Regions from separate parts of the Mus musculus genome. Here region 2 is linked to region 1. The links are chromatin contacts, found by Hi-C in ENCODE. All regions are on one chromosome and are shown on one strand. The core of a region is the stretch at or near the end of the contact, and the rest is flanking DNA. Distances in the headings are between cores, read along the strand shown.

Evidence for each region. Hi-C counts contacts between places; a loop is a spot of excess contacts on that map.
Region 2: a map of heart shows a loop between it and region 1 (2.2-fold over the local background). The contact joins two enhancer-like sites. A Hi-C loop is called at or near these places in 2 of 37 maps with a recorded cell type or tissue (Patski and heart).

What each region holds. Positions count from the first base shown.
Region 1 is chr3:21,268,705-21,273,677 of GRCm38, forward strand. No RefSeq gene overlaps it. Among named protein-coding and RNA genes, the nearest start is that of Gm31610, 220 kb to the right of the region's middle. Within about 2 kb of position 3,672, at least 1 of the 3 ENCODE cell types and tissues checked has a DNase peak (open chromatin) inside an H3K27ac peak, as active enhancers do; it is heart, where a contact is called at or near this core.
Region 2 is chr3:21,932,643-21,937,404 of GRCm38, forward strand. The region is part of intron 3 of Gm31813 (a long non-coding RNA gene); the gene reads right to left. Among named protein-coding and RNA genes, the nearest start is that of Gm31813, 29 kb to the right of the region's middle. Within about 2 kb of position 2,234, at least 1 of the 3 ENCODE cell types and tissues checked has a DNase peak (open chromatin) inside an H3K27ac peak, as active enhancers do; it is heart, where a contact is called at or near this core.

The DNA.
Region 1 (4,973 bases), core at 2,422-4,921:
CAATCAGGCCTTTCTTCACTCTTCCACGCTTTCTGTATGACAGTGGCCCTAACAAACAGTTGGGATACATCATGAGGGACAGACGCATTAGACTGTGAAAGGAGAACAGTGTGAATATTATGAAAGAATCAGTAAAAGAGAAGCCCTCGCCTTTCTAACCTTGCTCTGTTCAAATGGTGGGAAATCTAAATCTCAGGCCTGCCAAGACTACTTTAATCTGCTTCTTAACATTTTGTACATTCTGTACATTAAACTATAAACTTAGAACATTCTCAGTGTCATAAGATGAAATTTTAGCCAGCCTGTGCTCTGTTTACTTCTGTTTATAAGTACAGTGTGTGCTCTCTTTGAGTCTTTGTGTGCTTGCCATTTGAGAGACACATACATACTGTGGAAACCTAGCAGCGAGGAATCAGGGCTGTTAATGCAAGCACATACTGACCCCAGACCCATGCAGGGCTTCAGCAATTCCAAGTCTCATCATCAAAAAAGTCATGAAAACCAAATGGCCCTGAGAATCCTGTGCCAGACTCCATCAGTGAGTGGTATTGAGCCATGCCAAGGACCAAAGGTGGACTGCCAAGCACAATATCATGTATGCCTTTGATGTAGGTGACATAGCAGTCACCTCAGTGATTTCTAGGGATACGATAGCTCTTTTCACCCCTCGACTACTCTCTCTATCTTGCCTGTTCCCCTCTCAACCTCATTAACAGTTCTCATGTTCCCATAAACACATTCTCTGAGGTTTTCCTGGGGAAGATTACACAATGGAACTGGGCTGCTTCTGCTTCGCCAATTCATATTGAGAGGAGAAAACTGGGATAGAGAGCAGCTAGAAGAGGGTCTGTAGTGCCTCTCCAGTCTCCCTCTGGGAGCCTTCTCCTCAGACTCTAAGGACTTTAATTATTGGCTAGTGACCTAGAAAGTGACATGACTTCTGAACTGAGATTTGTCGGCCTGGGTTCCATTATCACAGAGAGATGGAATTTCAATCACCTTTGCCTTTTGTTTGTCATGGCCAATCAGAGTAAACCATATACAGATTTTTGTTGTTAGTGGATGAGGAGATTTTTTTTTCTTTGAGACCAAGTCTTGCTGTGCCTCTGATTGGCAGGTAATTGTCTAAGCTATCCCAGAATTCATAGTAGTTCTCCAGTCACAGGCTACTAAGTGTTGAAACTGCACAACTTCAACAATATTAATTTGTATTAAATAACATCCAATTTTCTTCTAATTGGTGTTCCAGCAGTATGCTTGAACTTCAAAGAAAATAGACACGTAAAAAGTAAAACAAAATTTCCACGTGATAATTCAGATTAATTATTAAAATAATCTCAAGGAATTTGTTGATTAAGTCATCTCACTCAATAGGAAGTGTGCAAACTTTCACTTTGAAAATAATTGAACATTTAAATTATTCAGATGTGCTATCACAAGTTGTATGTGTGTGTCTGTGTGTGTGTATACATGTGCATGCTAATGTGTTTTTTAAAGATGAACATGTGTACATGTGTATGTGTATGGACATCAGAGGTTGGTTCCCAGTGTCTTCTTCAGTCTCTCTATATATCTTGCTTTTTATAGTAGGGTCTCTCACTGAAAGTAGCTCACTAATTTGGCTAAATTGACTCCTGTCTCAGCCTCCCCAGTGCTAGGATTACAAGTGTTCAACTCCATTCTCTAGTTTTGACATGACTAGTTTGGATTGAACTCAGGTCGTCATGCTTTCTCAGAAACTATTCTACTTACACCCAAGACGTTTATAGTATATGATTTGGGTCACTTATGGTGTTACATTCACAAATAAAATAAGTCTTGAAGGGCATAGAGCCTACCTGAATGCCAACTGAATTAATTCAGTGGCTGCTCTATCACAGTAACAGAATGCCCATAGCAAATGTGGGCTTTCCACGCACTGTTTTCAGGTCTGTAGAAGAGGATTTGAGAGAAAATCATAGGGGTACACTAAAGAAACTTTCCAGAGAGAATCACAATAGTTCTGAGGGTCCCGTGGATGAATAAAATCATTTCTCATGTGTGTTGGTGTGTAATTAACACAAATTTTGCCCTGATTTTTGACCCCAAAGTCTCAGAAGTTTGTGAGAATATAGAGAATATTTACAGAAAAGCATTTTTCCTGAATAATTTTATTATGAAAATGTGGCACAAATCTTTGAAACAATAATTCTTTCTAGGAAGCTTCAAGAAGTTTTTTGAATAATCAAGGGACTCTACACAATACACATATGGTGGTGTCCGTGTAATTCCATCCCGCTTCTGCCCACTCTCAAACAGCTGCAGTTCCCCTGTGTCTTGAATGAAGAGAATTGGCACTTGAGAGGAGTGCAATTGGAAAAGAAACAAAATATGCTTGCTCATATTTTCTTCCCAATTAATTTTCCTTCCTGTGTATGTAAGCGGTGGGTAGGGGTGCACACTTACACTTGCATGTGCAAAGTTTCTGTTTGTGCAAGTGCTCAAGCATGTTTGTGCAGAACAGCAAAACAAATCTCCTGGTATTGTCTCTGAAACTCTGTTCTCCTTCTCTGTCTCTGTTTCAGCCTCTGCCTCTCTCTCTGTCTCTCTGTCTCCCTGTCTCCCTGTCTCTCTGTCTCCCTGTCTCTCTCTCTACCTCTGTCTCTGCTTCTCTCAATGGTCTCTCAGTTGCCTGTAGCTTGTCAACTAGGCTAGTTGGCCAGCAAAACCAAAGCTTTTTGTTTGCCTCTATATTGCCAGTGCTGAGATTATAAACTTATACTATTATGCTAAAGATCAAAGCCATCCTTACATGGTCTATCTTCTGAGCTATCTTACTAGATATAGTGTTCATTTCAGATGTAAGAATGAAAAATAAGAGGAAGAAAAAAATCTGGAAATTATGTGAAAAGAACCTTCAGATGCCAGACAGTGAAAGAAGATAAACTTGCTCATCACAGTTTCACTGAATGTATAGCCTGTATATGAGAAAAATTATTTTAATAATTATGTAATGTGTTTTCCAAAGTTATGATAAGAAACTATGCAGACTTTTAAAAGAAAGAAATATAAAGGATTTATTCTGAAGAAATTAATTGTAAAATTAAAAAATGATAAAAAACAATATTGTTAAAATGTTAAACTGAAATCCTACTTCAAAATCATACTAGTGCCAATTAGCTTTTTAAAAGTTGTTTTTGCCAGGCATGGTGGCAAATCTGTAAACCCAGCACACAGGAGTCTGAGCCAGGAGGATTGCCACCAGTTCATGGCCAGACTAAGCTACGTAGTGAGTTATAATCAATAAAAGCCCTGCACCCTTCTCCCACCCCACCCCACCGCCCCAAAAAAGAAAAGAGATGGAAGTTAAATGAAGTGCTTTGGGAGAGGACTAGAGATCAGTCTGGTGGCACTGAGCTAATTTTACCTCTAATTTCAGCAATCAGCAATTAGGATACTGAATCATGAGGCCTGTGAGTTTCAGAACAGACTGTTTCAAAACAATAACAAAAACAAAAGACTATCTTATTGTTAAAATAGAACCAAAACCCTTGTTAAAATCTGAGATTTTGCTGCATTTTAAACTCTTAACACCTCCTAAAAATAGCTGAGTCAGTGACAGGTGTCAGGATGACCCAGGATCTGTGAGGCATTCCCTAAGTGCTCCAGCACATGACGGATTCTCACATGGCCAGCCTCTGTCCTTGACATGGTTGTCTTAGATACAGGCATCACCCAGGAGTTTCCATTCCATTCAGCCAAATGTCTCAATCCTCTGATTTTTCCTTTGTGATGGTCAGGTGCTCCTGATCTTGACAATCAAAGCAAACAGCTAGTTCAAGCACCGCCCGCCCACATTTGGAACGGCATTTAAGGTCAGTTCCAGCTGCCTCTTTTCAAGGGCACAGGCAGCAGCCCACTGGATTCTCCAGCCCATTCCTGTGGAGAAGATCCTTGACTAGAGGAGAGAAGGCTTAGGTCCTCACGGTCAGGACTGTGCTCACATTTCAGATCCATAGTGGAGGTTACTGAGCACTTGGCTAGAGGCACTAGGTTAGATCTTCACCACCACAATAATAAAATATTCCAGCCTTCCACTTACTAAGTGCAACACTGGGAAAGCCCCTTTAAAGTTGGTATTACAGTGGTCTAAGGTAATCACACACAACAGTGATCAGTACTTGGCACAAGGTAAAGCAGGATAGAAAACTATATAAGAACCCACCAATCTAGCATGGGCCTTACAGACATCACTTTGAATCATTCTAAGGTCATACAAGGACAAAACCACACTCCTTTTAGCTACCCTTCCTTCTGCACTCCTCTCTTTTTCCTCTTTCTTCTCTCTCTCTCTCTCTCTCTCTCTCTCTCTCTCTCTCTCTTTCTTTCTTTCTTTCATCATTCCGAGACAGGGTCATGTGTAACCCAGGTCAACCTCAAACTCACTATATAGTCAAAGATGACATTGAACTCCTGATCTTAACATCTCTTCCCCAGCTAGAAAGGCAAATGGATACCACTGTGCCTGGTTTGTGCAGTTATGGAGATCAACTATACCATTAGGCAATGGCTCTACCATCTGAGCAATAGCTTCAGCCTTTTCAACAGTGATAGATAGTTTCACTTTGCAACTAAAAGAACAGAAAGGCTAAAGCTCCAGGAAGCAAGTGGAGATGGAAGAGAACAAACTGGAAGAAAAAGCTCTTTGGGGGAATGATGAACTCACTGGAAATGTCATCTTACTCAACAGATGAGAAGTGTTTCCTCACAGAACATTGCATAATAGCAATTGGAATATTATAGTATAGTTTTTCCTCTGAGGCACTAATGTATTTTTTATCATTTTCTGCATGAATTATTGTCTCATCCTTTAAAGGCTGAAAACAGCGGAAGTTGGCTATATCAGCTTAGCTTAGTAGTTTGAGATCCTGTTCCCTCATGACCTATAATCAAGGTTTGGCTGGACTGCAGTTATTTTAAGCATTGGATCGGGA
Region 2 (4,762 bases), core at 984-3,483, 660 kb after region 1:
CGGATCACAACCTGGGTTTTTGTCTGGAAAGGCATTTTGGAAACCTGGAAGAGAAGAGGGGCTAGGTGGTGAGAGAAAGAAATGTAGCTAAGACAGTCATTCTGATCAAAGCTCAGTTGTTACTGTTGCAACACTCAATTATGAAGGAAGGGGGAGGGGACCCGATTCCCGCCGAATAATCTCGGGGTCCAGTAGTAGGGTGAACACGTGGTGGCACCAACAGCAAAGCGGCATGGTCCAGCAGTGGGCGTGACAGAACAAATGAGCAGGAAGCTCCACCCCTGAGCAAGCAGGTTTCAGGCTGGGGGAGGGGAGACTACATTTGATTACTTATATTTTTGGTTGTGTGGTTCTTTAGCATAGACTTTGTTTAGACATACCTGGTTTAAGAGACTCTCCACCCTGAAAAACCAAAGAGGCCTGGCACAAGGTCAGAACTTCTCGTTGTTAAGCTGTGGGAAACCCCTAAATAAGTAGTCCAAGGCTAGGTAAAGGGGAAATACATGTACTGTCTACACTGTCCAGAGTCAAAGGAGACTCCGTTCTAACCTACTCTTTCAGAGAGTCAGACTTAGGTAAAACTAGATCGTGCAGAAAAAAATTTCAAGAGGGGCCAATAGGAAATGGAGTTGGATATTCTTTAACAACAGAAAAGACAAGCACTTCGGGGTTGGGGGAATAAGATACAACAGAGCTTGCTTATGGATATGGGCTCCTCGAAGAAGAGCCTACATTATTGCCTTAGAATAGTCATATATATGATATATATGTCATTGTGTGTGTGTGTGTATGTGTGTGCATATATCACATATATGTATGTATGTATATATATATGTATGTACACACACATATATACACACATATATGTATGTATATATATATATATGTATATATACACACACACACATATATATAAATGGTTGCATGATTTAAATAAATCTTATTTATTTCAAGGAATTTAGATGAGATCCCAGAATGGTTCCTGGGCACCTTATGACAGGATTACAATGGATAAGATTAACATAAACCCTGAGTTACTGGGATATTAGAAGAAAGGATATTTCCACTGCAAACCAAATTAACATCTTTTACTTCTAGAAATGTATTATCATATATCTCCACGATATATGTATAAAGGTTCACATCCCAGGCTGTGCATGTATAGGTAAAAGAAGAAGTCCGGAGTTGGTTCTCTCCTTCCACATGGGTTCTGGGGATGGAACTCAGATCTCCAGGCTTGCAAAGCCCCACCCCCACGTCGCTACCCACTGAGCTGTCTCACCAGCTTTAACAGTCTTGTTTGTAAGCGTTCCAAACAATATTCTGTAGAGAAAAATCAAGCCATCCTCAAGATAATGTAAGCTTAGGACTTAAGCATGATTCATTGCTAATTTGGCAAAGTATTTCTATGTGAAAAGAATCTTTGGGGTGGGGAGAGGGCTCGGTCAGTATAGCACTTGCCTCACAAGTGTGAGGACCTGAGCTTGATTCCCTAGAACCTACACAGAAAGTCAGGCATTACCATGAAACCTGCAGGATGGCAAAATGGGAGGTAGGAGCAGGCAGGTGGGCGGACCCTCTGGCCATCTAACCTGGCCTACTTCAGGGAGCAGACCAGAAGCTAGAGGTAGGACGCAAGTGCCTTTGCTGCATTTGCTGAAGACCAGAGATGAGTCCCTAGTACCTATATCTGGGAGCTTTCAACCACTGAAAACTCCAGCTTCAGTCGATCAAACATCTTCTCCTGACCACAATAGACCCTTGCACATACATACATACATACATACATACATACATACATACATACATACATAGAAACACCCATACACAAAAACAACAAAAAACCTGAGAAACCCCCATCTCAAGCAAAAACTGGGGATCACCTGGTGAAGAAGGACACTTGAGGTTGCCCTGTGACCTTCACATGTTGGGCCTTCAGACACATACACAGGAATATTGTTTGTATGACAGCAACTTTCACAGCAAATTTTAACTTTAAAAAGAAAAAAAATCTTGCTTTCGGCTGGCTAGAGGTTTCAACTAGGCCCCAAAATGAGGGTTCATTTTCTTCCTGACCCCATAAGTTCCACTTTTCTGCACGTCTCACCATTTCAGACACTTCTAGGGAGGGCTATCAGGGGGCCATCTTGGAGATTTTTTTGCCCTGACTCCTAGCTTTGTGCATCCCAGCTGTGGCTGGATTTGAGAAATGGCAGCTTCAGATTGCTCTCTGTCAAAGCATTTAGGGGGAAGTTGCCCTAAGGTTCTGAAAGGACTGGCTGCAGGAAGAGAAACCCTTACTAGTGAGAGGCTGTCTGCTCTGCTTCCTCCAGGGGAAACTTAAGGACTTTAGATCAGGCAGCTCCCTGCCGGGAGCAAGGGGGGGCGGGGGGGGGGGGGTGAGATCAGGCGAAGGAGGGCCAGCCCTTCCCCTTGTCATTCTCCAAATTAGGGCTGGCTGCCATTATTTTTTTTCCAATTAAAAATACTGAAGAGAACTTAAAGGAGACCAGTCCTGTGTCTGTAAATAAATAGCCTGTTTGGCTATTCAGAAAAGGCACCATGTTGCGTGAGTTATTGGATGTATTGTCTTTAATATGTGAATGTGTTCTCTAAAACAAAGTGGCAGCCATCTATACAATTAATTAGTATCAAAGCTCCTTTCATGTACCCTTCACAGCAAGGGGGAGAGAAGTAAACTACTTAAACGAATAAACTTTTAAAAAGAAAGAAAGAAACCTAAATAAATAAATAAACCCCTCACTCTAGGCAAAGTAACCCCCGGAACTTATGATAAAGAGATCTTAATTAACCCCAAATCCATCTACTCTTCTCTGCTCCAGAACCGAAACAGAATGCTAAGGCAATTTACTCGGAGAGCAGTTTTGCACCATAAATCTGGGCCATGTTTTTCTGTGCGTTTGCCCTGCAGTAAGCTTAAAGAGAAACTCAACCACCAAACAGCCTTGGAGGCAAAGCAAAGCCCTAATCACCCGCAATGGTGATTGCATAACACCCGCCTCCCAACCCCCACTCCTAAGCATCAAGAGGCAGGCTTTGGCTTCTGGTTAGAGCACATGCCTTTCTTTTTTTTGCCTGTGTGAGAATCATTGAAAATGCTCTTTAAGGACCAAAAGTCAGGGCACGTGTGTTTTCAGAAGAAATGGAGGTCACTTGAGGGTGACTTCTGAGTACATCCCCCAAGCCAAAATGAATCTGTATCGATATCTAAAGTGCATCTGCTTTTAGAGCAGAAGCCACCATCTGTTCCTAATTGGTGCCCTGGAGGTACTCCCTGTGGAAAAAAAGGGCCTGGCCGCAGCAGCCGCGCCTCCCCGGGGCTGCAGACTCCGCTCGGGGCCTTGCTGGTGCAATCGAGTGCTCCTCTCTTAGATAATGCCAGGTATTCTGGAAAGTAGCCGTGTAATAATACACAAACCCCTGATGATGTCAGCGTGTTATTGACTTTCCAAGTCTGAATGACTGAGCAGAGGAGAGGGGGGGTGGGGCGCCATCCATCCGGCGGCGCAGAGACCAGCCGAGCGAAAATGGGCTCACAGTCCAGCGGGGGAGGGGAGGCGCGGCGGCTGCCTGGCCAGGCTGGATGGATCTCAGCCGCATCAGGATCGCCTTCACCGAGTCAAGAGGGGGCCTGGGCTAGGGAGAGGGGGGTTTCAATGTTATGTTTAGCCAAATATTCCTCTGGCCGATATAACTGCTACCACCACCTACCTCCAAGCGCACACCACGTGGCAGAGCAGATTACAAAGCTAGCAGCAGTCACCAAGGTAGGGGAGGTTGGAAAGGCCTTGCCCCATCCCGCCCCCTACACTCCAACACGCACAAGATACTGTCCTCAATATCTGGAAAGCTCCAGGTCCCTTTTTCCTGTAGAGTTCTCTCTTCAGAGAGCCTCTACGAAACTGCTCCTCAGCTCTGGTGACATTTTGTGGGTCATGTTTTACATGTTTCCTTACAGGTACACAGTGTGGGCTCCTGTTCCCACCTTGCAAACTGACCATCGGGTACTCGGACCATGTTCAAGGCTAGGTTAACAATATTTGCATTGAAAGACCCAGAACCTCCCCTCCCCCGACTTTTGCTACCAACTAGGGTGGGGCCTGTGCCACCCAGCTGGTGTCTCCTTGTCTCTAGAGCCCTGGCTTTTCTTTTAGCACTCTCGCACATCCAGCATACCCAGCTTGGATCCTGGCTGTCCCCTGTCCCAGACCAGAAATCGGCTTCCCCTGCCCCAGGTGTGTGCAAAGGCCACAAGAGTCTTCGCTCTGGAAGGGGAGGGCGGGGCCTGTGCAGAAAGGAAAGCAAACTCGTGCTTTGGAGACAGGGGGTCTATTCAAGGCTTCTGAGCTTGGGCTCAGGGCTCAACCTGTTTGGTGGCCACATCAGTGAAGTTGGGACAGCCACTGTCCTCTCAGCAACTGGGGAGTCATACATCTAGACTTTGCAAAGGTCTCTCTGTCTCCCTTTTTTAAAATGGGCCACTCTTTCTTGGGAACATTGCACTTGTCGGGTCAGAGCCCCTGTCCCTGTTTCTGAAAACAGTGTACAGACCCTTGGATTCCTAAATTCCACCCCCTTCTGATGCTCCAAATCCACGAGGATCCCAAAAGAATCACTTAGTGCAGGGGGTGGAGACCACACTGGGCCTAGTTCACCCCACTCTCCTACCTTGCCCTAAAGGATTAGCCTAGGATCCTAATGCTGACATATTTTAATCCAATCAGAAGCCTTCTTAGGGAAC